Linked DNA regions of Homo sapiens: region 2 is linked to region 1. A link is an interaction called in ENCODE POLR2A ChIA-PET data of the cell type or tissue named here. Cell type or tissue: A673. All regions are shown on one strand. Links, peaks and the distances in the headings refer to the core of each region. The heading gives the core; the rest is flanking DNA. Region 1 has its middle 200 kb from the start of FAM3C. Region 2 has its middle 180 kb from the start of PTPRZ1.

Region 1 (2,929 bases), core at 118-2,617:
ATGTCAATGGTCAGGGATGAGCAATCTGATATATATCAAGGGTAGGGGACTGTTTCTTAACTGACTTATCAGGATTCTTGCTAAGACTAAGTCAAGGTCAAGACCTAGTTGAGAAGATGGCTAACGACTGGTCAACGAGGTCACCTTTGTCACCATAGACACTGTTTTTTATTTTGCTCTGCTCTTTTCTTTTAACCAATAGCATCTACCCCTAAAAATTCTTTTTCTGGCTAACTGACAAAACCAGTATATGGTGGAAAGAGTAATAATGATAAGGTATGGTAAAATTTACAAGTTTTGCGGACTTTGGAAGATTTTCTAACAGTTTAAACACAATAAAATAATGTACTTCTCTGATTTCTAAAATATTTTTAAGAAAAAAAGTTTGTTCCCTATGAAATGTCAAAAATGAAATGATTGTCCTCACATCTGTCAGAAAATTGTACCGATTTTGATCTTAGTTTATCCACTTCCTGCACAAACAGAAAGCATGAAATAGTGTTTCTACTAAAAATGGTGGAGCTTTGCTTTAATCTGTCTCCTCTCAATTTTAAAAACAAATTCCTACGAGCCAAAGAAAACATATCATTTTGAAAATGTAGTTTATTTTTCAAAAATGTTATTATTTCCTTCATCACACAGTATGAGGTTTCATGTGGTAGCTCATGTAATTTTTACAGCTAAACATGTGGTCTGAGGACAAAATAGTCATGGTCCATAGAAAGCTTGGAAATTTAATATGATGGCATCTGCTGCTTCACTTAAATGGGCTAATACTGATTTTCTCATCTCTCTGGGGAAGTGTATGAAAGAATCTCCATGACTGAAGTATCTTGGGGCACTATTCTTCATAGGAACAAAGTGAAAAGAAACAAGTTCATGTAACATTTACTAGCTTTAAAAATATTTGGTGCTAAATTCTGATTGCTAATTTGCATTCATACTTATATTTAGTTATGGAAGGGTTCAGTTCTCTCTTTATGCACCTTGGCTTCTGGCCGTAAGTAAGGCGGATACCATTTTTTTTTTTTTGTCTTGGAAAAGATGTTGGGATTTGAGGTTGGGCCAAGAAAAGCTAAAGAGGCTAGGAAGCACTTACAGATGGAGATAATTAGCATATTAAAAATAGGCCAGCCAGACCTTCTTTTTTTTTTTTTTTTAAATCAGGAAGTAGAGGGGTAAATGCTCTTTCTGGCAAGACTATAGAAGCTGTGCGGATAGAGGAAATGTGATTCAAACTCTGGTACGAGAATGGTATTTTACTTGAACCAGGTTTCAAAAGACTAGAGCAGGAGTTCCTTTTACTGAAAACCATGGAGTTGGCGGGCTTTTTAGGGGCCTCCCTTGAAATTCTGCTCCAAGAGTACTGTTTTGAATTTTGTTTGAAAGTCTTAGAATGGGAAAAGCTTGGTTTCAGAAGACACAGGATAAACACCATGAACTCAATTGCTTTCTAATGCATGGAGAGGAAGTGGCATTTCTGATATTACCTCCATTCAAGGGGGATTATAGAAGGAGGCAGTAGGTGGGAACCAAGGCCCTAGAACAAAACCACTCTGGCTTCATGAGCCATTTTGCCAATCCTAAAGCAAAGGTCCAAGGCTGGTCTGGGATTCAGGTTTTATCAATGGGGTATGCTTAATTGCCAGATAGTTTACTGTGGTTTCCTGAAGTTCAAATTCACAGAATCGGCCCTTTGGATCATATATTCCACTCATTCTCTGAAGGCTACTGTTATTTACAAGAGACTTTAGGGATATCTGTCCTAGAGCAGTACTTCTCATTGGGTGATATGGACACTGATGGTTGAATGCAGAATTAACTATGTGGGCCAGGGAACTTACAATATTTAACAATTAACAATTTTTCAGTTTCCATGGTCTTCAGCAAATATGCCTAGCCATCACCTGCTGACTATATTTACCATGGATTTTACAAATACAAAATGTTAGTAACTACTACAGTGTAAAGTTTCTTTTTTCCTTCTACAGGTAATTATATAGTGTAAAAATGTAGGAAGGGATTACTGAATTTCTAAAAAGAGTTCAAAAATAACAAGAAAACGCATTAGCCTGGGATAATTTCACTGCTGACCTACCTAGGAAAAGAGCTTAGACCAAAGGACTCTTTTCATCCCTTCAGTGGCTCTAACTCTATCTTTAAATATGAAGGCTCTCCTTCTTCTGGGTCTTGGGTTTGTCACCAGGTAGAATACTTCAAATAATAGATTTTATCCCTATCTCTACCCCAATTCACATTAAAGAGAAATAGTTTCCTTCTTTCTTTGTTAATCAGTCAATAGTTTTCAAATATCCTAAAGTTATACATATTTTTAAACTAACTATTCATAGAGTGGTAATTCTCCCTAACTCAAGGTTTGCCTTTCTGGGAGGAGTATTGACTCATTTACAGGAGGTATGGGATTTTTTTTAAATAATAGGAGCAGGGGAGATACTCCTGGAACCCTTGGGTTACCTCCTGATACTTGCCTTCTCTATTGCAATTTTGAATGGACATGTGCAGTAACCCTAATCTGAGAAGAGTATAATTATGAAAGACTCAAATAAAGCTTTTGGTCACACCACCAGGTAAGTTTCTCAGATCTGCTGAGGTGATAGCTCAGGGTAGCAGGGAGGAGATTTAGAATGGTTAGGGGATGAGAGAGATGAAACCAGTTACTGCTCTGAAACAAACTGCATCAATAGATCGTTTAGTACATCTCACTAACTTCCCTCTTCTGAATTTCCTGTCAGAAACAGGCCCATGGGAAACATGGGGGACCTGTTTTCCAAAGCTGTGTGGAGAGGTATTTCCCAGTAGAACAAGATGTGGACTGCAGCAGCCAAGGAAATATCGACTCAGATCTCCTTAAAGAAAATCTGTTGCAGCAAGCATAGTTGACTGACAGCCCAGATGCTGCACCTCTGCA
Region 2 (2,929 bases), core at 259-2,758, 97 kb before region 1:
ATTGAAAAGAAGAGCCTGTGAGGTGGGAGGAAAACCCAGAGAAAATGGTGTCATAAAATCTACGAGATGGAAGAATATAAGGTGGAGGTCAAATGCTACCACGTGGTTATTAAAATAAGAATTGGGAAGTAGTGATTGAATATGGCAAATTTTGATATATATTATAAAAGAACAAAAAACGATGCTCAGACATTGAATAACAGTGGAGTTGGTTTGGTAAGCTGATGGTATGAGGAACCCTGGAGACAGGGAATACCGGAAAATATTCTATGTAAGGGTATGGTTAAAGTTCTAATTAAAGAGAAGAAACCACCAAGAGAGGTATATTTTAAAAAAATTATGTGTGTGTTTGTTTTGTTATGTTTCGTTTTAGTAGCAATGTTGAGAGATCCTTCCCTTTCAAGGAAACAAGAGTTATATTTTTTGAGGAATTTTTTTTTTTCCTTGAAGAAACTAGATTGGAGACACAGGAGGGTCTATCATAAAAGACCTTGTAGATCAGTTTAAAGAGTTGAAATCTTATTCCACATGGATAGGAAGAGAATGTCATGTATTTTGTATTATGTATTTTGATTTACATACGTATTTGCATAAAAAAATTTTATAAGATTTTTCAAATTCAGAAGCATTACATATTCCCTGTAACACATTAAGCTCATTGAGGTTAACCTAACTTTGTGATTTTGTCAACTTAAAACAACAAATGACTTTAGAAATCACATAGAGGCCCTATCTTATCTACTCTGGAAGGTAGAATATTGAAGAATCAGAAAAAATATTTTAGACTTGACCATTGTGTTTCAGTAGGAAATAGTAGAAGATATCTGTATTTTTTCTCATTATTTTTTAAATTGAAAGATAACATTGTATGTTTCTGTGTATAACATGATGTTTTGAATTACATATACATCGTGGAATGGTTAAATCTAGCTAATTAATGATTGCCTTTTCTCATATAGTTATTTTTGTGGTCATTCTTATTGGTCATAAAATCCGATTGAAAGTGACTCAAGAGTGAAATGGAGTTTCCATGTCATGTCACCTTGATGTGTTCTTGTTTGTTTTCTGTGTTGTTTACATAGCTTTAAAGTTTTTAAAATTTTTTTGAGTTTCAGGGGTACATGTGCAAGTTGGTTATACAGATAAATTGCATGTCACGGGGGTTTGATGTATGTATTATTTCATCACCCAGGTAATAAGGATAGTATCCAATAGTTAGTTTTTCTATCCTAATCATCTTCCCACTAAACTTTTTAAACTCTGATCTCTAAAATATCAGCTTTTTCAAAAAATAGGTTGAACTTTTCACAATGAACTCAGATAATATATGAAAACAGATGAATTGCATTGCATAGATTATTTAAAAAGTATAACAGCCTCATTGTTTGGCATGTAAAACCAAAAGCCCAGAAATCAAGTGTTAACTTAGGTCTCAAGAGTGAAATGCCATTTAGCTAACATGGATACCTAATTCCCTGAGACCTTTTTCACTTCCCTCCTTTTCACTATGCTCTATAATGGCTTTCACAAGAAACTAACTAAAAAACTATAAAACTAACTCTCAGATTACTTTTCTAATGGTCTTTAAGAACATAATGATTAACTTCTACCTGGGTGCATATCCCCGCAAGTATACTGGTGCTGACCACATACTGTTTCGATTTAACACAATGACGTCTATCCTCAAATTATGAGTGTTATTGCTAAATGATTAGAAAAAGAGTTTAGCTGAAATAATATAGTTAAAAAAAACTTTTCAGATAAAACATGCCACAAAAAAAGCATGTTTTTCCCTTGGATAGGACCTCAAGTTAGGTTTTAAGCATGTTTGTTTTACATACCTAGGCTACTACATACCTAGGCTGTATGGTATAGCCTACTGATTGGTCCTAGGTTACAAACCGGTACAGTAGGTAACTGGGCTGAATACTGTAGGCAATTGTAACACAGTGGCATTTGTGTGTATCTAAACATAGGAAAGGTACAGTAATGATATGGTATGAAAGATAAAAAGTGGCATACCTGTATAGGGCACTTACATGAATGGAGCTTGCAGGACTGAATGTTGCTCGGGGTGAATCAGTGGGTGAGTGGTAAGTGAATGCAAAGGACTAGGACCTTCCTGTACATCTCTGTAGACTTTATAAACACTGTACACTTAGGCTACACTAATTTTAAAACATTTTTCTTCTTCAACAATAAATTGACCTTAGCTTACTGTAACATTTTTACTTCATAAACTTTCAATTTTTTTAAACTTGTAATAACACTTAGCAGCTACACAAAATATTTTTCTGTGTCCTTATCTAAAGATTTTTTTCTATTTTAAAAATGTTTCATTTTTATTTTTTACTTTCTAAACTTTTTTGTTAAAAACTAAGACACAAACACACATTAGCCCAGGCCTACACAGGGTCAGGATCATTACGACCACTGTGTTCTACCTCCACAACTTTTCCCACTATAAGGTTGTAAGGGCCAGTATCACCCATGGAGCTCTCATTGCCTGTGACAACAATGTCTTCTGGAATACCTGCTGAAGGACCTGCCTAAGGCAATTTTGCAGTTAACTTAAAAAAAAATAAGTCAAAGGAGTACACTCTAAAGCAATGATAAAAAGTATAGTATAGTGAATACACCAGTAACACAGTCGTTTATTATCATTGTCTACTATTATGTAGTGTACATAATTTTATGTGTCATACTTTTATACAACTGATGGCACAATAGGCTTGTTTACACCAGCATCACCACAAACATGTGAGTCATAATGTGTTCCACTTTGATATTAAGACAGCTATGACATCCATAGGCAATAGGAATTTTGTATCTCCATTATAATCTTATGGGACCACTTTCTTAATGCAGTCCATCAGTGACCAAAATGTCATCGTGTGGCTTGCTCATCACTGTATTTGGTTAAACGTCC

Evidence for each region. Peaks named below come from ENCODE experiments on the same cell type or tissue, not always from the same donor. Only the 100,000 strongest peaks of a DNase experiment are listed, where the experiment ranks them.
Region 2: POLR2A ChIA-PET joins it to region 1 with 5 read pairs; 2 of 35 experiments call an interaction of 5 or more read pairs at or near these places.

Annotation. Positions count from the first base shown.
Region 1 is chr7:121,594,346-121,597,274 of GRCh38, reverse strand. No RefSeq gene overlaps it. Among named protein-coding and RNA genes, the nearest start is that of FAM3C, 200 kb to the right of the region's middle. In A673, for the core only: no CTCF peak of the experiment used is centred there; a DNase peak (open chromatin) is centred at 1,154; H3K27ac peaks cover 1,120 bases.
Region 2 is chr7:121,691,439-121,694,367 of GRCh38, reverse strand. No RefSeq gene overlaps it. Among named protein-coding and RNA genes, the nearest start is that of PTPRZ1, 180 kb to the left of the region's middle. In A673, for the core only: no CTCF peak of the experiment used is centred there; no DNase peak of the experiment used is centred there.